Linked DNA regions of Homo sapiens: region 1 is linked to region 2. A link is a loop called in an ENCODE intact Hi-C map of the cell type or tissue named here. Cell type or tissue: sigmoid colon. All regions are shown on one strand. Links, peaks and the distances in the headings refer to the core of each region. The heading gives the core; the rest is flanking DNA.

What was found. A loop is a pair of places that touch in the nucleus more often than their neighbours do. Peaks named below come from ENCODE experiments on the same cell type or tissue, not always from the same donor. Only the 100,000 strongest peaks of a DNase experiment are listed, where the experiment ranks them.
Region 1: it touches region 2 in a loop (3-fold over the local background); 3 of 110 quality-filtered maps call a loop at or near these places.

What each region holds. Positions count from the first base shown.
Region 1 is chr2:43,080,670-43,092,166 of GRCh38, forward strand. The region is part of intron 2 of LOC107985876; the gene reads right to left. LOC124907756 (a long non-coding RNA gene) reads left to right here. Exons shown (of 2, transcript XR_007086299.1): 2 at 1-3,431. It also overlaps the pseudogene RNU6-242P. Among named protein-coding and RNA genes, the nearest start is that of LINC02580, 16 kb to the right of the region's middle. RefSeq lists enhancers at 1-496, 2,739-3,505, 3,506-4,272, 5,822-6,361, 6,362-6,900. In sigmoid colon, for the core only: no CTCF peak of the experiment used is centred there; DNase peaks (open chromatin) are centred at 3,582 and 4,172; H3K27ac peaks cover 2,263 bases.
Region 2 is chr2:43,479,571-43,491,067 of GRCh38, forward strand. It overlaps THADA (THADA armadillo repeat containing), which reads right to left. Exons shown (of 38, transcript NM_022065.5): 26 at 5,664-5,755. Among named protein-coding and RNA genes, the nearest start is that of THADA, 110 kb to the right of the region's middle. In sigmoid colon, for the core only: a CTCF peak has its summit at 4,945 (motif pointing left); no DNase peak of the experiment used is centred there; H3K27ac peaks cover 91 bases.

The DNA of each region.
Region 1 (11,497 bases), core at 3,111-5,610, 400 kb before region 2:
TGGAAACCATTTGGGGATCCATGTCATCTTCTGATCCTCGGTGAAGCAGCTCCCACCCACCAGGGCAGATGAGCCAACAGGAGGCTATAAAGACAGAGGCCTGCATGAGGAAAGGCTGGCGTGTAGCCAGAGCTGGAGGCTCCTGGGTTCCAGGGACACAGCTCTGGGGGAGCACGGAGCGTGGGACCAGGGAGGAAAGATCACACTTGGTCTCATTTCCAGCTCTCTGCTGTGGCCACCACTGGGGAGCCCATGGCTGCCTGACACTCCTCACCACCACTCCCAGCCCTAGGCCGTGCTGCCCACCAGCCGTCAGCCAGTGCCCTGCATGGCAGGCAGGCCATGGTATCTGGGAGAGCTAAGGGCTTCCTAGCACTGTAGCCACCATGTATGGGGCACCCTCTCTGGCCAGGCACCGTGACCAAGCACTTTAACCATATTATATCACTTAATCTTTGACAGCCCCACCAGGTAGGCAGTACTCTTACGATCCTTATTTTATGGATGAAGAAACAGAGGCCAGGGTCATCCAACCTGCAAATGGTTGAGCCGGGATTCAAACCCAAAACTGTTAGACTCCAAAAGTGGCCCTCTCAACTGCCACTTCCTGCCTCCTCTCCCACACCACAATGGCCACTGTGTACCCGGTTCCCATGAGGGACATTTGGGGAGGGGGACAAGTCCAGGGTTGAGAGGGGGAAAGTTCCAGTGTAGTGCTTGGGGTTCCCCGCCCCATGCAAGGTAAGGTAAGCTGGCAGCCACCTAATTGAAACACACACCCCCACCACACCCCCGCCACACCCCCCTGCCTCACCTAGAATGTCCCCCACTCAACTACTGCAGCACCTGGAGTCCTGCCATTAGAACCTCATGCTTGTTTTAGAGAATGCTTTTTCTGTGGGACAAGAGCTGTTGTCTTTAGTCTCCTATTTTAAAAGACAAATCCTCTTGGAAGGCAGGAGAGGCTGAGGTCAGCAGGGAGGTCCTAGAGAAATGTATGCAAAAGCCAGGAGGGCCCAGAAGGCAAATTCTGTGATCAAATTCAGTGATGTTATGGCCCTGGGATGAGGATGACAGTGAGGGTGACCCTTGGCACCCTACCTAGGGCACCTGGTACTCTTTCCCACCAGTTGCACATCATATTCCACACCCAGCAGACCCTCAATCAATGGCATTCTAATTAGTCATAGCAGGAGGGTAACCCTAAGAGATGTAGCAGAACTGCAATTTTCACCCCACTTTAGAGTCCAGGAAACTGAGGCCTAGAGAGGCTGTGAGTAGCTCCAACTTGACAGTGGGTCAGAGAAGAACCAGATCAGTACTCAGGAGTCCAGAGTTGGTGGTTGGAGGGGGTGGCGTGCAATGAGAGGCTGGTGGGTGGGGTCATGCATGGCAATGCAACCCTGGAGGCCCCATCTCCTTCAGAGAAGTCAAGGTGGTGAGGTCAAGGGGAAGGGGAAGGAGGACAGGAGCAGAGAGGTGATGTGAGGGAAGCAGGGTGGGCTGGCAGGGGCCGAGAACCCCAGTGCCTGGGAATCTTCAGGGGCTCTGCGAGGCGGCCCAAGGCCGGGGTTCCCACAGCGGCAGGTGGTCACCAAGCGGGCCAGGCCGGACAGGGCTGGCACCGACTCTAGCAGGGGTGGAGGTGCCAGCTCTCACCCGCCAGCCGGCCTGCCAGCTGGGGAAGCTTCATTAGAATTCCTCAGCCCTCCAACCCATTTCCTTCCTGGTGAACAGGACAGCTAATGGCCCCAGTTGCCTGCTGCCAGGGTGAGGTGGGTCGGGCTGGCAGCTTCAGGCCAGGCTGGGGGTAGCGGTGACCTCTAACAACCCAGGAAGCATGCCTCTCCCCTGCCCTGGGGGAGGGAGCAGCCCACAGTGTGACCCGAAATTTCCCCAAGTTAAAGACCATCTGCCTGTCTGTCTATCCATCCCCCCAGGGCCCAGGGGGCTGGTGAGTGTGGACAGACAGACACAGGCTGTGGGAAGCTGCAGTGATTAATGAGTGATGAAAACCAGACTTCGTCAGGATGGGGGTGGGGACATAGAAGCAGAGAGAGGTTGTCTGTTTTATGCTTGGCTCAGCTCTAAGCCCACAGCTCAGGGGAGGAGGGTGGAGGCAGCTGAGGGCAGTACTGGGCCCTGGCCTCAAAATCCCAGTCCGAGCATAGGGCCCCAGTTCATAGACACCCCCCTCATCCCCCAGTACCTCCTTCAGCCTCTGCCCTGGAAGGTTTCCCTAAGAGGAACTAGCTTTACTCCCAAATCCCAGGGACTTGCACTGGCCCTCAAATACCATCCATCCCAGAACACCCCAGAAGCCATGGGGAACAGCAGGGAAAACAGCCTCACCAACCCTCCAATCTTCTTGTCATGGGGCCAACGATTCTGGGGCCCAGAGCCTGAAGGTCCTCTCACCCTTCACCCCGACAAACACATGACCACTCCCACATTCCCAAACTCTGCCCCCAGGACCTGCTGAAGTCAAGCAGATTTTTCTCAAATGTCAAGGACAGCAAAAGCTACTTCTAAGAGGATTCAGCTCAAACCTCCAAACCTGCAAATAGACAGTCAGGATAAACCCAAGCAGGAGAGAGGCTTGCACAACCACTGCTTTTGGTCCCCACCCGACAGACACCTTGAGGGACCTTGGCAACATCCTCCTCCCCTGCCCGAAAATATTCCCACACTGGCCCATCTGCTCCAGGGCCTTGGATTCCACCATTCAACCCTGACCTCCCTTTGCAATACTGAACTCGAAGACTCTTGCCGAGGTTTCAAGTGTGTCCCCGCTCCCAGGGCCTGGGATCTGGCCAGGGAGGGCTGGAAAGAAGGAAATGCGCCACAGATGGAGGAAGTAGCTTCGGCAAGGTGAAGCACAAAGGCAAACTTTGCTGACAGAAGACTCTTGCTGCTGGCCAACCAGGCCTGCCTGTCATGAGAATCAAAATTGTTTTCTTTTGTCGAAAAAATATTTCCAAGGTAGTTCTTGTGTTGTGCTCAGGCACGTGGGTAAGGAAGCAATAGTGAGTGCTTCCTTCTTGCCTGCCAGGGACCTTGTGCATATCTGTTGGCTCATTGCATCTTAGAAACTCCTGAAGAAACTGAGGCTTGGGGAGGTTGCCTGCCCCCACGCACCCCTCAGGGACTAAGTGACAGAGCTGAGATCCCCAGTCGGCCAGACACAAAGCCCTCCTACTTTCTGAAGCCCCACCCTGCTGGGGAGGGAGAACTGGACGCCATCTGGGAAGAATTAAGGAGGTTTTTAGAAAAGGCCTCTGCAGGAATGAGAAAACCTTCATTAGGGCTTTTTAATCAATAAAGCAGGAACAAAACCTCCCTCCCTGCAAACATTTCTGGACTCCTAGGAGATGCCCAACTGTGCCCAACAAATGATTCAGAAAACGAGTATAAAATTCAAAAAATCCCCATCCCGACAAGTCAGAGAATGCTTTTTACTGGATGTTGGGGAGGGGAAGCCGAACCTCATGGCTCCTTGGATCTCAGTTCCTGTCTCTTGCCTTAACAGAGCCCAGACTTGTCATCTGAGAGGAAGGGGGAGGCTGAGGTCACTGCCCTTCTCTGGTTTCTGCCAAGAGCTCTGCTCTTCTCCAGGGAGGTGGCGGGGCTGGGATGGCTTTGTACCCTGCAGGCTCCAGCAGGATTGCATCTGCTGAGGTGCATCTTAGAAAGGGGAGTGTGAGATGCAGGTCCCCCACCTCTGGTGCTCCTGGCCAAGGCTGAGTGCCTGTGGTTCCTTTGTGGCCGTTCAGGTGGGAAAAGCGTTTGTGATACCAAAAAATCAGCTAGGCTCAGCCCTGAGCCGCAGCTGGGCACCTGCAAACCGAGGGCCTCACTTAGCCTGTCCCATCTGCAGAGGGAGTCGTCAGATGCTTCCCAAAGACCTTCTCAGGGTTAAATGAGAAAGTGGAGTATATTCGTTTTCTATTGCTGCATCACAAATTATTACAAAGCAGCTTAAACACTACCCATTTCTTATTTCACACTTCAGGTCAGAAGTCCAGGTGGGCTCAGCTATAGTCTCTGCTTAGGGTCTCACAAGCTGAAAATCAAAGTGTGAGCTGGCTGGCTCCTATCAGAAGCTCTTTTCCAGAAGCTCTGGGAAAGCATCTCCTTGCAAGCTCATTCGGGTTGTGGCGGAATTCCACTCCTGCAGTTGCAGGACTGAGGTGGCGGTCAGCCAGGGATCTCTATCAGCTCCTCGAAGCTGCTCTCTCTCGAGTCCTTTCCACATGGTCCCCTCCTTCTTCAAGTCATCAAAGATGTATCGAACCCTCCCTCACACTTCACATCTGTGACTTCCTCTCCTGCCCCCAGCCAGAGAAAACCCTCTGCTTCTAAAGGGCTCGTGTGATTCGATTAGGCCCCTACCAACTCATCTTTCTTTTCTTGGACTCAGAGTCAACTGATTTCTATCCTTAATGATGTCTTTGAAATCCCTTTGCCATATAATTTCACATGATCATGGGCTTGATGTCTTATCATGTTCAGGGGTTCGGATGGAAATATTGGGGGCCATATTTAGAATTCTGCCTACACGGGAAGCAAAAGTGCTTTGTCACCTCTAAAGTGCCAGACTTAGGCTCTCATTAGAGCCTAATGAGGGTCTAACCCTTAGGGAGGGTTTCCTTCCCTCTGCCCCAGGAGCGCAAAGGAAAGGGTGACACTGGATTAGGGGTGGCTGCCTGTGGCCCCTGCCCCTTCCCCTCCTCCTCCTCCTCCTCCTCTTGAGCCTACCTCTGGGCTTTTCATGACTTGGAGAGGGAGCCCTGTCTCAGGACCCCAGGACTTAATCTGTCCGTCACCTTCCCCTTCCAGATCTTCAGCCACTCCACACCCCCTGCAAGTTCCTTCCTGGGCTCTGCCCTTCCTTCATACTCTCTGGGTACCACTCCTTCCCGGGATCTACGACGGCGGTCTACACTCGCCTGCTCCCATCTCTGTCCACTGGAGCCTGGCGCCTACCAGCCCCCACTGCCTGAATCTGTTCTCCCTCCCTTATCCCAGTGGACACCTTCCAGGCCATCTCTGCCAGGCCTTCCTGTGATGGCAACCATAGAGTCTGTCTTGTACCTGCGGTATTATTCCCAACACCCACCCGGGTGCCAGGAGCATAGCAGACACTCTAGCAAACATTCGTCATTGTTTGTCTGCATCCACGTATCTATGTGGTCCACGTGCTAATGTGCTCCCCTGCCTGCCCCAAACCTGAGGATACGTCTCCTGCTGCCGCCTCAGCAAGTGACACCCATGTCACCCTCTCCCTCAGCCCGAGGGCAGTGACCACAGTGAGAGGAAGCATGAGTGTGGGTCCATCAGGATAAAAGGCCAGCACTGAGTCTGTTTCACGCCCCCTGCCCCCACCCCACCACACACGTGCACACACCACAGGCTCTGCGTTCTCCTTGGCCTAACGCTGGGGAGGGCAAGAGCCACCACCCACCAGCTTTCTACCCTTCACTATACCTGGGCCTCAACTCAGCTGGCCTCTCTAGGAGTTACTTGTGCTGGCCTTAATCTTTTTTCTTTTTTTTTTTTTTGAATCGGAATCTTGCTCTGTCGGGAATACAGTGGTGCAATCTCGGCTCACTGCAACCTCCTCCTCCCAGGTTCAAGTGATTCTCCTGCCTCAGCCTCTCAAGCAGCTGAGATTACAGGCACCCACCAACACATCCAGCTAATTTTTGTATTTTTAGTAGAGACGGGGTTTCACCTTGTCGGCCAGTCTGATCTCGAACTCCTGACCTCAGGTGATCTGCCCGCCTCAGTCTCCCAAAGTGCTGGGATTACAGGCGTGACCCACCACGCCTGGCCAATCTTTTTTCATTCCGTCCCTGCATTTAGGCCTATGTTCTCTTCCCCCAGAGACCCACCCACTTCCTCTTGGGGAGTCCAGCCGAGGACAGTGTGGCTTGAAGAACATTCTAATCCCAGCCCGAGAGCTCTGAGAGAAAAAATGACTACAAACCCTGGAATGTGAAGCCTGCTGCTTCCTGCAAAGCATTTTGAATGAAACACGTAACCAACAGCTGCAGCACAGAGAATGGAAACTCTGAGGAACGTCATGGCTCCAGGTTCCAAATAGCAGGGTTGTGAGCAGGACAGGCTCTTCATTTCAGCCCAACCTGGACACCCTCAGCAGCACCCCTCCCTGCTCTCCTTCCAGGAAGCGGGCCCGTCATGCCAAGGATGTGCCGCTGTTGCTCGCTTATTCCAAACACCCCCGGCCCCCAACACAGCCAGACATCCCCGTGTATAGGGGTGAGGCCCCCTTCCCACTCACCAGCCCCCAGAGACATTGAGGACACCCAAGCCCAGCCACTCTGCCCTCTCAGGAGCAGGTTAATGCATCCCTCAACATGACTCCCATCCTGGAACTCAGCCCCAGGCCAGGCTGGGCAGTGCCAGCCAATTCATGCAATGCAGGAAGATATCATTGCCAAAGCTGCTCTAGGGCAGACTTGGGGTGAGGGGGCAGGACAGAGAGCCCATGAGGAGCAAGAGGCCCTAGAATTGGAGAATTCCTGAAGATCACTCCTGCATGAAGGGGAGACATGCGAACATTTTTTCAACTTCTTTAGGGAGATATAACACACTCAGTAAAACACACTCGTCTTAATGGCGTGGCTTGATGAACTTTTACATACAAACACACCTGGATGAAATGTAGAACACTGCAAATACCCCAGAAGATTCCCTGGATCCCCTTCCCAGTCAACATTCGTCCCCCTCAGAGGTGACCGTGATTTGGAACTTCTCTCACCATCAATTAATTTTGCCTCTTTTTGAACCTCATTGAAATGGAATCACCAACAGCATGTGCTTTCATGACCAGCTTACCTAGTTCATCCTGTCTATGAGATTCATCCACGATGCAGACACACTAATGACCCCATGGCACCTCCCACACTCCAGGTGCTGTACCAAGGATGTCATGGTTACTTGTTTACACTAAGGCCTTGACATTGAACCCATTTTCCAGATAAGGAAGTTGGTTGAATCAGCAGTTCATTGCCACACAGTCAGGACTTGGAGAGACTGGAATTCAAACCCAAGAGAGAACCAGAACAGATTCTCTCTTCTATTTTCTCTTAACAAACTTACAGAGACCTGCCTCCATTATACCTAGAGATCTACAGCCTGGAATTTCCTCACAAGGGAGACCTGTTTCAGGGTTTTGTGCTCTTGGGAACCCAACAGGAGCACCCATTTTACTTTAGTCCCCTATTCCTTGGGGGACATGGGCAAGGCAGAAGAGGAGGGGTGAGCAGCAGGTGAGGAGGGGTGAGCAGCAGGTAAGGAGGGCGTCTCAGGAGGCCCAGACCCAGGCAGAAAAGGTTTCACAGGAAGAGAATGAAGAGGTTCATTCATTTAGTCAGCCAATATTTATTGAATGCCTGCTGTATGGCAGGCGCTGTCCTAGGCACTTACTTTTTGGTTATCTACCTGTATGTATCAAACCACTCTAAAATGCAGTGGCTTAAAATGGACAACAAACATTTATTATCTCTTATAACTTTATAAGTTGGCTGAGCAGTTCTTCCACTGATCTCACCAAGGGACTTTTATGCTGCTGCAGCCAGATGGCAGCTGGAACTGAAGTCATCTGGGAGCTAGACTGGGCTGGCTGAGTCAAGATGGTGGCCTCACATGTCAGGTACCCTGGAAAGAACCTGGAGGGCTGGGCTAGGCTGGGACTGGTGCATTGATGGGATTCCTTCTCTCCTGCTGTCCTGTATGGGCTCCTCCTTCTCCATGTGGCCCTTCCACATCTCCTCTTCATGCGCATTTCTCCAAGAGGGTATCCAGACTTCTTACATCACAGCTAAGGGCTCCCAGAAGTAATAAAGTGGAAGTCACCAAGCCTTATTAAAGTTTAGGACTGGCAATGGCTTGGCACCACTTTGGACATATTTTGCTGCTTAAGGTGAATTACAAGCCTGGACCAGATTCAGCACGGGAAGGAACTCTAGAAGGGAATGAATATCATCCAGGGCCATCTTTGGAGAGTAGCGACCACCCCCCCAAAAAGAAAATCATTGTCTTTTTTCATTTATTCAACAAACATTCACTGTCAGGCACATAGTTCCTTCTTAAATAGAGTACACTTAAAGTAAACACCACTTTTGTTTGACTCACTATCATTCAAGATACCAGCCACTGAGAAGCTCTGTAAAGGGTAAATAGCATTCATTGAGAGTTTACTGCATACCAGACCCTGAGCTCAGTGCTTTACAAAGTCTAACTCATTTACTCCTTACTTGTTTTCCCTCCTTTGAAGTAGGTATTATTGTTTGTCCTGTTTTCTAGATCACTTAGAAAAGAGGTTATGTATTGCTGAATAACAAACCACCTCCAAACTTAGTGGTTTAAAACAACAATAATCATTTATTATCATTCATGGTTTCTTTGGATCAGCTGGGAAGTTCTGGCTTGGGGTCTCATGAAGCTGTAGTCAGACTGTGACTGAGGATAGGATCAGTTTCAAGGCTTCTTCACTCACAGGTCTGGTGCCTGGGCTGGGAGGACACAAACAAGCGGAGGCTGCGAAAGCCAGGGTCTTTCAGGCATCTCTCTATCTGTGTGGTTTCTCCACATGAGCTCTCCAACATGGCAGCCCCAAAATAGCTGGACTTTTTTTTTTTGAGACGGAGTTTTGCTCTTGTTGCCCAGGCTGGAACGCAATGACACGATCTTGGCTCACTGCAACCTCTGCCTCCCAGATTCAAGCAATTCTTCTGCCTCAACCTCCCGAGTAGCTGGGATTACAGGCGCCCACCACCATGGCTGGCTAATTTTTTTTTGTATTTTTAGTAGAGATGGGGTTTCTCCGTGTTGGCCAGGCTGGTGTCAAACTCCTGACCTCAGGTGACCCGCCCACCTTGTCCTCCCAAAGTGCTGAAATTACAGGCATGAGCCACCGCGCCCGGCTATAGCTGGAGTTTTTTACATGGCCACTCAGCAATCCAAAGGCATATATCCAGAGAGACAGAAGCTGCGTCACTTTTCCTGATCCAGAACTTGGAAGCCATGCAGTGTCACTTCTACCTCATTCTATTTGTTAAGGCAGTTAAAAAGGCCTGCCCAGGTACAGCAGGAGGGAGAAACAGTTCCATTTCTTGATAGGAAATGGGTCAACAATCTGAGCCATATTTAAAACCACCATAGTCTATCCTCTGGACATAAATTATTTACATTCCTTTCACATACAAAATATACTCATTCCTTTGCAAAGATCCCCCAAAATCTCATCTATTATGGCATCAGATTTAGGCTAGAGAGGTCTAGGATCCCATTATATCAACCATTCAGGTATGGAGGAAGTTCCTCAGATGTAATTCCTCAGGCACATTTCCTTAAGTACTATTCCTCTTTATTCAGAGACTTGTGAACTAAAGAGACAAGTTATCTGCTACTGGACCGCATGCAGTGGCTCACACCTGTAATCCCAGCACTTTGGGAGGCCAAGGCAGTTGGATCACCTGAGGTCAGGAGTTCAAGACCAGCCTAGCCAACATGGTGAAACTCTCTCTCTACTAAAAATACAAAAATTAATTGGGCATGGTGGCAGGCACCTATAATCCCAGCTACTCAGCAGGCTGAGACAGAAGAATCGCTTGAACCCAGGAGGCGGAGGTTGCAGCAAGCCAAGATCACACCATTGCACTCCAGCCTGGGCAACAAGAGTGAAACACTGTGTCAAAAAAAAAAAAAAAAAAAAAGTTATCTGCTGCTTACACACTGAACATCCAATGATGAGATAGGCATAGTGTAGCCACTATAAACACTCTTATTCAAGAGAGGGGAGAGGAGGCACAGAGCCATGACTGGTCCATAGCAATTCTGAAATCCATTCAGGCTCATATTGTGTTGCCAATTTCTTGATTAGGGCTCAGTTCTACTGCCTGGGAATGATTCTTTGTGGCTTTTGGCTCTGTTCTCTAGATTCTTGGTTCCACCTTCTGAATCATCCTTCTTTCTCTATAAAAAATGGCTGGTGATATGGTTTGGCTATGTCCCACCCAAATCTCATCTTGAATTTCCACGTGTTGTGGGAGGGACCTGGTGGGAGGTAATTGAATCATGGGGGCAAGTCTTTCCCGTGCTGTTCTTGTGATAGTGAATAAGACTCACGAGATCTGATGGTTTTAAAAAAAGAAGCACAAGCTCATCTTCTCTTTGCCTGCCACCATCCACGTAAAATGTGACTTGCTCCTCGTTGCCTTCTGCCATGATTGTGAGGCTTCCCCAGCCATGTGGAACTGTAAGTCCAATTAAACTTCTTTCTTTTGTAAATTGCCCAGTCTCAGGTATGTCTTTATCAGCAGTGTGAAAACAGACCAATACACCTGGTGTTTCCAACTGAGTAGTTTTCAGCTTGTTTCCTTCCCATAGAATTTTGGGGGTCCAAAAGCCTTTTTTCATTTCACACTATTCTGACCCTTTTTGCCCAAGCTGGTGGTGCTTCTGACAAAATAATTCTATTAAAAACTGTGTGGGTTTCCCATGAATCCTATTGGGGCTCACTCTGTTAGTCAAAAGCTATAACCAAACATTTCATCAAGAAAACATTCTCTACATTCTCAATGTGAGGCTGGTGTAAAACGATTTACTTAAGATACTTAGAAGCCCTGTTGTTTAATGAAGAGGATCTGTGAGGCACACTCTTTTTCATTTTATTTTTAATTTGTTTTTATTTTAATATGAAGTGCTTCATGAATTTGCATGTCATCCTTGCACAGGGGCCATGCTAATCTTTTCTGTATTGTTCCAATTTTAGTATACGTGCTGCTGAAGCGAGCACTGAGGCACACTCTTGAAATACTTAGAGGGCCTTTGTCTATTCAAAATATTTTATGAAGCCTTAGATATTTCTGAGATTTTAACAAAGGTTCTTATAGTCCCACTCTGGGTTTTATCTTTGTCCTGAAGCCCTTTCATACTTTGAGAATCTTTTGCCATCTGGGAGGCTGAGAATGAAAAGCAGATTTATTTTCAAATCCAGCAAGCCCCTGGCTCTTGTATATGTTTTATAAATTTTGCTTGAAAGTTAAAGCTTCCTTTTAACTCATCTTTCTCTGTCTTTATCATATACAGCTAAAATAATCCAACTAGCATTTTCTAATCCAACTAGCATTTTCAACAGTCTGCTTAAAAATTGTTTTAGCCCAAACCATTAGTTCATTAGGCATATTTTCTTTTTCATTTTTCTTTTTTTTCTTTTTTTTTTTGAGACAGAGTCTTACTCTGTCACCCAGGCTGGAGGGCAGTGGCACAGTCTCAGCTCACTGCAACCTCTGCCCTCTGGGCTCAAGCGATTCTGCAGCTTCGGCCTCCCGAGTAGCTGGGATTACAAGCATGAGCCACCAAGCCCAGCTAATTTTTGTATTTTTAGTAGGGACAGGATTTCTCCGTGTTGGCCAGGCTGGTCTCGAACTCCTGACCTCATGTGATCTGCCCACCTCGGCCTCCCAAA
Region 2 (11,497 bases), core at 3,610-6,109:
CCAAACTATTATCAAACATAAGAGTTTTATAGAGATAAATGTTAAAAAAAAAAAAAGTTAACTTCTTGCTAGCAACACTGATATCCTTATTGGGGTAATTTCATTCATTCTCTACTTTCTAACCAGAAAACTAAGATTTCTACCTTCATAGTTTTACGACATTCCCGGTTGACATTAGAAACCTTGAGCCTTGCTCCTCTCCTCCCTCACCTCTGTCTACATGAGAACAGCGAGGGGCTCATTGAGGTAAATAACATTCATGCACCAAAAAATACACATCCTTATTGTCTTTTACCGTCCAGATAAAGAATCTTAAAGTCAACCCAAAACAAAATTCTCCTCTGGTTTACTCCTACCTTTCCTGCTAAAATCAACCTACTATGTGGGAGATTTGAGATTATTGGTCAACATTCAGACTTTGGGTGAAGTGGCTAATTTCCCAAAGAGTCTGACAAAATAAAATCTAAAGCCAACTCCAAAAAGGTGACACCCTGCCCATGAGGGAATCCGTTGTTTGGTGTGTAACAGCATGTGCTCTGCAGATGGAGCTCGCTTTGTGTTCTAGTTCTGCCACTTTCTGGCTGTATGGCCACAGGCAAGTAGCTAAACCTCATGAGCCTTAGGTCCCTCTTCTGTGAAATGAGGATGATACTGCCTACCTCGCAGAGCTGTGATCTCGGCTAAGTTAGACATGTATAAAGGGTCTGGCATGGCCCACGCACTAAAGAAATGTTACCTTCCTTCACAACTTCTCCTGTCCTTCTACACAACTGAACAGAGACTCCAGCACCACAGATAACTGCCATATTCTTCATCAGACTTGGAGTCCCCTAGGGCAGAGAGTATTTCTGATTTATCTTTGGATCCCAGTAACTAGCAGAGGGCCTGGCCCAGAGTAAAAACATAATAAATGCTTGTTCAGTGGAGAAAATTAGAACTGTTTGGGTTTGAGGATGTTAATATTACCCTGGCCGCTCACGCCTATAATCCCAGCACTTTGGGAGGCTGAGGCAGGCGATCACAAGGTCAGGAGTTCAAGACTAATCTGGCCAATGTAGTGAAACCCCATTTCTACTAAAAAAAAAAAATTTCAAAAAATTAGCCAGGTGTGGTAGTGTGCACCTGTAATCCCAGCTACTCGGGAGGCTGAGGCAGGAGAATTGCGTGAACCCGGGAGGCAGAGGTTGCAGTGAGTTGAGATCCTGCCATTCAACTCCAGCCCAGGCAACAGTGCGAGACTCTGTCTTGGGGGGGAAAAAAAAAAAAAAGAAAAAAAAATTACCCCGGCCACAGTCAAAAGAAAATTCTGTTTTTCAATTTGGCCAAATAGGGCTTGCTACAAGTTACTATGTAGTTCGAAGCAAATAAGCTATTCTGAATTCTAATAATTACATTCTCTAAAATATGAAAACCCAATTGCCCTGCAGCTTTCAATTTTAGTTTTGAGAATTCAATTCTTTCCCAAACAATAGCGTGGGTAACCACAGAAACTTGTGGAATCTCTTTTCCTAGAAAACATGAAGAACAGGAGAGAAGCCAGTCTGTCTGGAAATTGCTTCAAAATCTCTCTATAAGCACGATGCTGGACTGGATTAGATGCCCCTTGAAGGATCCTTCCAGACCTACACCACTAAAATGCTAAGAAAAATAACTAAAATAATTCTCTATCACTTATACCCTGGAAAATAAAATAAATACAATTTAACATCTCCCAACATAGTCACTAGAAACAATTTTACTTGGATCATCCCATGATTTTAGAAACACATTTTCTTCTTAAATTGTACTAAATTATCCTAAGCTATTAATTTGAATATGAGCTCTCTTTAATAAGACAGAATAGAGATTGTACTTAACACAGTAAACAAAACTATTATTTTGTTCCTCTTTCAATCTACCTGTTTCCATGTACCCCAAATCTACTCATTTCCCAATGCCTTGTAAAAAATACTACTTCCCCCCAACATATACTCCACTCAATTCTACCATTTATAAATTTCTAATGTGTTCATCACTCACATCACATTGTACAGGTGATTTTTATATGGTGTCTCCTATTTGTATCTGACTCACATGTAACAATTTTTGTCTTCCTAACTGAACTGTAAACTCCTTGAGTAAGATCCAAGTTTTATATTCTTCATGTACTCCCCTATTATGTTAATACTGAGTTCATGATAAGTGCTTTCAAATTCTCATTGGCTCACTGATTTAAGGTGGAGAGTGTGCAAAAGCTAGACAATGCTATACATTAAGAACCTGCATGAAGCTTTGGCAAAGCACACTCCAAGAAGTCAAAAATAAACCTTTTCTGATTGCTACATATTGACATGTATCATTTAGCTGGGACTCACAGCTGAAAGTTAATACACACAGGGGCTAAAAGGAAAGACCTAGAGCTAAGCGCCATATTAGTTTAGCTCCTGTCCTGTAAGAAATGAGGAGCTATGAAGCTGAGCTCACTCACATGGAGATGGAGGCTATTTTAGAAAACATGCATATTGCACAGGTTGCAGAGCTTTGCTGGTTCTGATTTTACATAAAATCAGTTCTTCATTCTGTCAGGCCAAGTCAGTCACGCAGCAATAAACAGAAAGGAAAAGAGCTTTAAAAGTTAAAATGTAATAATATTACTTTAAAAGCACAAGTGAAACTTCTGTTTTCTCATTCTTTAAAACCCAAAAAACACATCTAAAATAAGACTAATGGGTGCAAAAATTCAGTCATTACAGGTACCCTCTACACACTTACAAAGGATCCTCTGCTCCTTTCTTTATATATGAAACAGGAACTTCTTGTCTGTACTATGCGACAGGGACTGTTCTACGGCACTGGGAATACATCATTTTACCAAACTTACAATTCCAGTAACATTATGTAAAGCCTTACTTTAGTATTTTAAAAAAAGAAAAGACCTCAGGAATATTCCAAACCTTATTTTACAGAGAAGAAAACCAAAGCCCAGAGAGGTTGGCTATTTTGTCTCAGTTGATTATAGTGGTTATATTGTAACAAACGCAGGAGTAGAAACCAGATTTCTTATTTCTCCTCTAGTAACAAAATTTACTTATTCATTAGGCAATTATTCCTATATGCCTTCTATATGCCAGATACTATGCTAGACTCTAGGTACCCAAGAATGGTTAAGATACTGACCTTGTCCTCAAAAAGCACGGTCTTAAGAGCAAGACAATCAGATGAGTACAATCACAGAAGTGGTAACAGAAAGAAAAACCAAACTATATCTCTAATTGCCTAGGACTTCCAATATGTTAAAGAAAATGAACTTCTAATAGTTTGTTTTATCCTCACAATAGCCCTAGGAGTAGACAGCACAGATCTTATTATTCCTGGTATATAGATGGAGAAACTGAAGTGCAAAGTGGATAAGGGGGCCTATTAAGGTCATCTCCAGTGGCAGCAAAATGCCTAGAAACCAGGTTTGTTTACTCCAAGTCAGACCTTTATTTCCCATTAGATGGAAAAAGCAGATGTTCTTTTTATGTCCAGTTCCCTCTGACCAAGAACACACATTTCCAAATTGCGAGCAGGACAATCTGTGGTTGTGAAAGGAAACAACTGACTTGTGAGGTGTGTCACCGGCTGAGGTTAGTTATCCGGTGGATAAGTAACCAACCAAGATATCATTATTACTAGCCTTCTTAAAGTGCCCATTACGTACCCAGAACAGATGAAAAAGGTCCTTCCTTCAGAAAGTTAATATTGGAAGGAACAGGCATATAAACATTTAAACAAAAAGTGACATAATTAAACAAACTAAAACTAAAAGAACCATCACAAGCAACTGCAAATTTAAGACACTAAAGGTTTTGCAAAGCAAACCTAATGGGAGCTGCCAAGAAATATATCTTCATGGGTTAAACAGGGAACAGAAGCCTTGTACACATAATGGTCCATACCGATCTTCAGATTACTAAAATTAAAAGCTCTCACATTCTTCACAGTTAAAAACTTCTCATTCCTATTTCCTTTTTTCTAGAAATCTTATATATTTTGTAATCTTTCCTATCCAAGAGGAATAAATTTATAATGGAGGTTTCCATCATTGTAACTTTGGCAAAAAATTAAAATTGTATAGTATCACTGCCCTATTCTTCCTCCCTCAGATACAACCTAAATGAGGTTTTCTCATTTTCTGATCATTTTCTCCTATACATAGTAAAATGTATATATATTTATATATATATTCAAGAATCACTTCATAAAAAACAAAAAAAAATTTTCTTCAAGTTCAGTTTTAAACATTAATTTTACTTGTTTGATGACTTAATATCATATTTCATTTATACCAGTATTTATCAAGGCCTTATAACATGACCCAACTGTTTTAAACTGTAGCACACTGGAGAATTATTAACAAAATAGACAAAGCTAAGGAGAAACAAATATTAGTGATTTCAAGTTAGTGACAGGAAGAATTTCTTTAAGAACAGGCTAAAAAATAAAAATTATAATCATCCCTCCACAAGAGTAATGTTTTATTTATTTAAAAAATACTCAGTTAAAAAAAAAATTAAAAAGCTCTCTGGTATTGCCTGAACATGCTCAAGGGATTTATACTTACAGCCAGTTACCTTCCTTTTAAATATCTGGTGAATGTTACAGGGTGACAAGAAGCAATTTAAATGATAATTCGGAAATACCATAGTAGGTTTCATTAGAATTATCACTAGTACATCACAAAATGATTTCATATTTTTTTAATTCCTAAGATTTAGTTCCATCACACAAAAATGCATTTCAATAAACATTAGCTTAAAACTTAAATATGAAGCATAATGACTTTTTTAGGGAAGAAGGGAATAGGGCTTTGAATATAACTCTAGATCCTCAAGAGAAAGACCACTGGGCCAAACTGGATCCTAAATAAAGTTAAGGAAGTAATTAAATGTGCAGCAACAGTGACATCTAGTGTTAACAACTGCAAGTCAATTAGATTACCATTAAATCCTCTTAAGTGCTAAAAAACAACTATTCAAAGCTTTTCTTCTTTAAAAACAAACAGATCTTGTGCATTTTTATCTAAAAACTACCCAAAATCAAAATGGTTCCACAGGTTTCTTTTCAGGCATAACAAAAAAGCTGTTTTTTAAAGACAAAAACAAATTAGAGGTTAAACATAAAACTAAAGACCAAAAGTAAAAAGCACTGTTTATTTCTTGTGGTTAACACATATAGGTGCTCCTCTTAGTACAAGAGTTTAATGCAAAGGTAATGTGAGAGATGTTCTAATGAGAGGATCATAAACATTTAAACTTCCACCTATAAAATTAAAGATATTATACAAGCTAGGATAATATATACAAGTAAAGTTAAGACATTTCAGGACTACTTAAAGAAGATGCAATTAAAAAAAAAAAAACAAAAAAAACACTAGCTTTTGCATGGAGAAACAAGCTCTACATTTCACCCCTTGCTACCTTGCTAAATTTTTGTTGCTTTGAAAGGTCCACTTATTAAACAGTTGATATTTTTGCCCAAGGGTTTATAACTTGGCAGCATAGGTTAATTCATTACAGTATTTTTATAGTTTTATGCTCTAGATGAATCTATAACAGTAGGCACAATTTCAAAATTTGTTTTTGGCCAGGACAATATTGTATTTTTTAAAAAAAGTAAAGTTAGCCTTAAATGGAGCTTACCTATTTGTTTTGGAATGTTCATCCTTTGCCCTTTTAACTCCAAAAATTCTTGTGATCAAGGCACTAAAGAGAAGTGTGGATGAATTTCGCACCTAATGTACAAACGAAAACACAATAAGGCTTAAATATTCTTGGCATGAAACCAACGTTTACAATGTTCAAACTAGATAATTCAAAATCATTACCTAACTGGCTAGTGTGAGGCTAAAAAGACAGATTTGTGTTCATAAAATAATTTAAAAAAAAAACTTGACAGTCATCGATTCAATGACTTCAATTGAGCTCTACAACCCAATCACATGCACACAACACAGCCTTTTCCTATATTCCTAATATTACCATCAACAGTTTTCACTAATCTCTGCACTTAGAGCATCAAATAACACTTTTCTAAAAATTCATTTTTCTATATGCTTCCTGACAATGAAGATTGCAGTAAAACCTCAGCTCTTTCCATTTATTTTCTGAAATCATTTTACCTACGAGAAAATACTTATAAAACCTAACTTCAAAGAACCAGGCCCAGTGGCTTACACCTGTAATCCCAGCTACTTGGGAGGCTAAAGTGGAAGGACTGCTTGAGGCCAGGAGTTTGAGACCAGCCTGGGCAATACAGTAAGACCCCCATCTCAAAAAAAAAAAAAAGTATTTTTTTAGAGATTTTTTTGTTTGTTTTGCTTTTGACTTTTTGTTGTTGTTGTTATTTTTACAGCCATGGCACATGCCTATAGTCCCAGGTAGTCAGAAGGCTCAGGCAGGAGGATTGCATAAGGCCAGGAGTTTGAGGCTGCAGTAAGCTATGATTGTGCCACTGTGCTCCAGCCTGGGCAAAAGAGTGAGAACCTGTCTTTAAAAAAACAAAAAGAAAATCCAAAAATCCTAACTTCAAAGAATCCAGGTAATTAATATGGCTAAGAAAATAGTTAAATCCAAAATGTTGCTTATCAGCTTCACAATGCAAGTAACTTACCAAGTAATTTCAATACTGAAATTAACTGATAACATTAGTAAAGATAAGAGGCAGGAATTACCATGAATAAACACAAATTATTTCTCCAAGATGATAATAATCTTTTCCCTATCTTTTCCAAACCAATGTGTCAAGATGCTTTGGAAGAGCATAAAAGGGTCTTGACTGTTTTGGCACTATAGGCTTCCTCAATTACTCTGTAAAAATCGGTGTAGAGATATATATGTACTCACCTTGCTACAGTGTGTAAGGCCCTATACCAGCACCATGGATAAGATCCAGAAACAGAAAACACATACTTACTGGTATTACAGACCTTATACTCTAATTAAGTAAGTGACATAACCACATGGTGTGTTAAATAGCAATATAAGTAGAAAGATCACTAAAAGTAACGTTAAGATTTAGAAAACAGCTTCCTGAAAGCAATGCCCTTAGAGTCACAAGCTCAAATGCTCACAGGAAAAGTGAGTGACACAGGCAGCAGTGGACTTGGTCTAATGCAGTCAGTGTCAGCTGAGTTGCTGCCATGAGGAAATATAAGTCCAGTTTTGCCAGATCATCTGCTTTTTCAAGAGAAGCCAGGAACCCTGGTTTTTATGTGAAATCTATTTTGAAATGCTGGCAGGAAATTAAAGGAAAAAAAGAACCAAACACCATGAAAGCCAAATAAAACAGTGGTAGGCTAGTTTGTCCTACTGGCCACCAGTTTGTAACCTCTCCTCTAGAAGCCCAGAACTGACTCAAGTCATGCATGGTAGCCATAGAAGTGAACTTTACAGATATACTGGCACAATCCATATCAAAAATGCAATAAAACCCTAAAACTGAACAGATTCACTTACGTTCATTCAACAGCCATCAAACATCCAAGGAGGCCCTACTATGTGCCCTGCCTAATTTAATCCCCAAATAACAAATCAATCCATGCTGTTACTTTATCAATATAATCTCTGCCCTCATTCAGGTCTGGATTATCTTCTACCTGATCTAGTGAGGTAGTTCCCAAAGACTTTTAGGTCTAAGATGACTTGGTAAAGATATCTGGGACCTTCTCTCCTCTCAGAAATCACACAAAAACACAAAAAGAAAAGGAAAACAGAAACACAGACTCCATCTTGCCCTAAGCCATACTTTCTGACAAAGGCTGCCAGATGCAGTAAAATTAAAACAGGAGTGCCTGGAGATGTTGAGAAATGCACACCTTAAACAAAACTGTAGAGGACTATTTTACAAAGTGAATGGATACCCTCTGAAACAAAACTCCTTTGATTCAATAGACTGACGGCAGGAGACACATGTCTTTTTAGTAATATTAAGATGGACCAGACAGTTCTAATCCTATCTGCCTGATCCATCCTGATATGGTCTGAATATTTGTGTTCCCCAAAAATTCACATGTTGAAATTCTAACCTCCAAGGAGTTAGGTGGTGGAGGCCCTTGGGAAATAATTAAGTCATGGGGGTAGAGCTCTCACGAATGCGATTAGTGCCCTTATAAAAGAGGCCCCAGTGAGCTGCCTCACTTCTACCATGTGAGGACACAGCTAAAAGGTGCTATCTATGAACCAGAAAGTAGGCCTTCACCAGACACTGAATCTGCCACCATATTGATCTTGGACTTTCCAGCCTCCAAACTGTGGGAAATAAATTTGTGGTATTTTGTTATAGCAGCCCGAAGGGACTAAGATATCCCTTATAAAGTGCCCTCATTAGCGATCAATGATGATCATTACATTTTCCATTAGGTGCAGCAAAATCACGATATTCTATAGGCCTTCTGCATTAATCATTTACATCCTCAGAAAAACTTTATTTTTTTAAAGTTTTTCCTCATCTGCTATTTGGTTACCCTGTTCATCAGTTAGTAAAGAATTATTTCCATATATTGATCATTTTCAGAATAATTAGTTCATGCCATACCAACCTCCAAAGGTGACTGCATGATTGTTTTAAAATCACTTTTAAATTACTTTTTTAAATTGAGGTATAATTCACATATAAAATTTATTATTTTAAAGGATGCTATTCAGTGGTTTTTGCTATATTAACAAAGTGTGAAGCTATCACCACTAACCAAATTCCACAATATTTTCATTACCTCAAAATGAAACTCGGGAGCCGTTAGTCGTCACTCCCTATTCTCCTGCAGTAGGAAAGCACAATCTACTTTGTGTCTCTATAAACTTGCCTTTTCTGGATACTTCATATACATGGGATCATGTAGTATGCGGCCTTTAATGTTTGGCTTCTTTCACCTAGCATAATGTTCTCAAGGTTCCCCCATGTTGTAGCATGTATCAGTATGTTATTCCTTTTTTATGGCTTAATAATATCCCATTGTACAGATATACCGTATTTTTAAAATCTGTTCTTCATTTGACGGACATTTGGGCTATTTCCAATTTGGAATATTATGAATAATTTTGCTAAGAATATTCATGTACAAGTTTTTGTGTGAACATGTTTTCATTTCTCATGACTATATACCTAGAAGTAGTATTGCTTGGTCACAGAGTAACTCTATGTTTAACCTTCAAAAGAACTGCCAAAGTGGTAGCACCATTTCATAGTCTCACTGGCAATGTATTAGCGTTCCAATTTCACCAGTTCTCCAATTTCTCCACATCCTCCCTAATACTAGTTATTTTCCATGCATTTTATTTTAGTGGGCATGGAATGGTAACTCATTGTAGCATTTCCCTCATGACTAATGGTGTTAAGTATCCTTTTGTGTGCTTACTGGCCATCTGCCTATCTTTTTTGGAGATAAATATTCTTTGTCCATTTTAAAATTGGGTTGTCGTTTATTATTGAGTTATAAGAGTTCTTTATATATTCTGGACACTCCACTCTTATCAGATGTATAATACGCAAATATTTTCTCCCATTCTGTGGGTTGTCTTTATACTTTCTTGATTGTGTCCTTTGAAAAACATTTTTTTTCTTGATGCTGGTTAAGCTTTATTTAAAAAAAATTTTTTTTAACTTTTCTAAGACAGCTTCTTGCTCTGTCGCCCAGGATGGAGTGCAGTGGTGTAATCATAGCTCACTGCAGCCTTGAATTCCTGGGCTCAAACAATCCTCCAGCTGCAGCCTTCCGAGTAGCTGGGACTACAGGTGCATGTCACTATGCCCAGCCAGACATTTTTAATTTTGATCGAGTCTAATTTATCAGTTTTTTTCATTCCCAGTCTAATTTATCAATTTTTGTATTGCTTGTACCTTAGGTGTCATATCTAACTAAATGTTATCTAATCCAAGGTACAAAAATTTACCCAGGTCCTCTTCTACAAGTTTTATAGTTTTAGCTTTTACATTTAGGTTTTTAAGACATTTTGAGTCATCTGAATATGGTATGAGATGGGGATCACATTCATTCTTTTGCATGTGGATATCCAGTTGTCCCCGTACCATTTGTTGAAGGCTATTCTTTCTCTACTGAATTGTCTTGGCACCTTTATTAAATGTGGGGGTTTATTTCTGTACAATCAATCCTAATCTGCTGATTTATGTGCCTAACCTTATGTCAATGCCACAAGCTCTAATTTACTGTTGCTTTGCATTAAGTTTTGAAATTGGGACCTGTGGGGCCTCCAACTTTGTTCTTTTTCAAGATTGTTTTGGCTATTATGGGTCCCTCACATTTCCATATGTATTTTAAGATCTGCAAAAAAAAAAAAAAAAAAAAGCTAGAAGGGATTTAACAGAGGTTGTGCTGAATCTATAGATTAATTAATTTGGGGAATACGTCATCTTAACAATAGTTAAGTCTTCCAGTGATGAACACAGGAGATCTTTCCATTTATTTAGGCCTATAATTTCTTCAAAAAATGTTTGATAATTTTCAGTGAACAACTCTTGCAGTTCCTTTGCTAAATTTATTCCTAAGTATTTTATTCTTTTTGATGCTATCATAAATGAAACTGTTTTCTTAATTTCATTTAGATTTTTCACTGCTAGTGTACAATTTCTGTATGATGACCTTTTGTCCTGAAACCTTGCTAATAGACAAGCTTTAATTTGCATGTGTGTGGATTCCTTAGGATTTTTCTATATTTAAGATCATGTCATCAGAAAATAGAGATAGTTTTGCATCTTCCTTTACTGGATAACTTTTATTTTTTATTCTTCTCTAGTTGGCCTACTAGGAACTCCAGTACAATGTTGAATAGGAGTGACAAGAGTGGATTTCCTTGTCTTGTTCCTGATTTTAGAGAGAAAGATTTCAGTCCTTTACCATCAAGTATATTGTTGACTCTGGATTTTCCACTGAGGTTGAGAAATTTCCCTTCCATTCTTAGTTTTTTTTCACATAAAATAGCATTAGATTTTGTCAAATGCCTCTTTTGTATCTGCTTAATAATGTGGGTTTTGTTCTTTAGTCTATTCACACAGTATATTACATTACAATGGTCCTCCCTCATTAGCAGTTTTGCTTTCTGTGGTTTCAGTTACCTGTGGTATAGTACACTAACGTATTTTGAGAGCAATCACATTCACTTAACTTTTATTATGGTCTATTGTTATAATTGTTATCTCTTATGATATCTAATTTATAAATTAAACTTTATCACAGGTATGTATGTATAGGAAAAAACAGAATCCATAGGGTTTAGTACTAACCATGGTTTCAGGCATCCACTGGGGGTCTTGGAATGCATCCTCCTCAAATTTGAGGAGGGGAGTACTGTAATTGATTTTTATAGGTTGAAAAATACATACTCTGTTTTAGAATTCTGTAAGTTATACAGAACAACACTTAAAAGAGTTATTGTAAATATAGAGCAAAATAACTGGCATGAAAGCCTACTTCCTACTTAAGACAGAAGAGTGTCCCCTAGATTTCTGTGTGACAGTATGA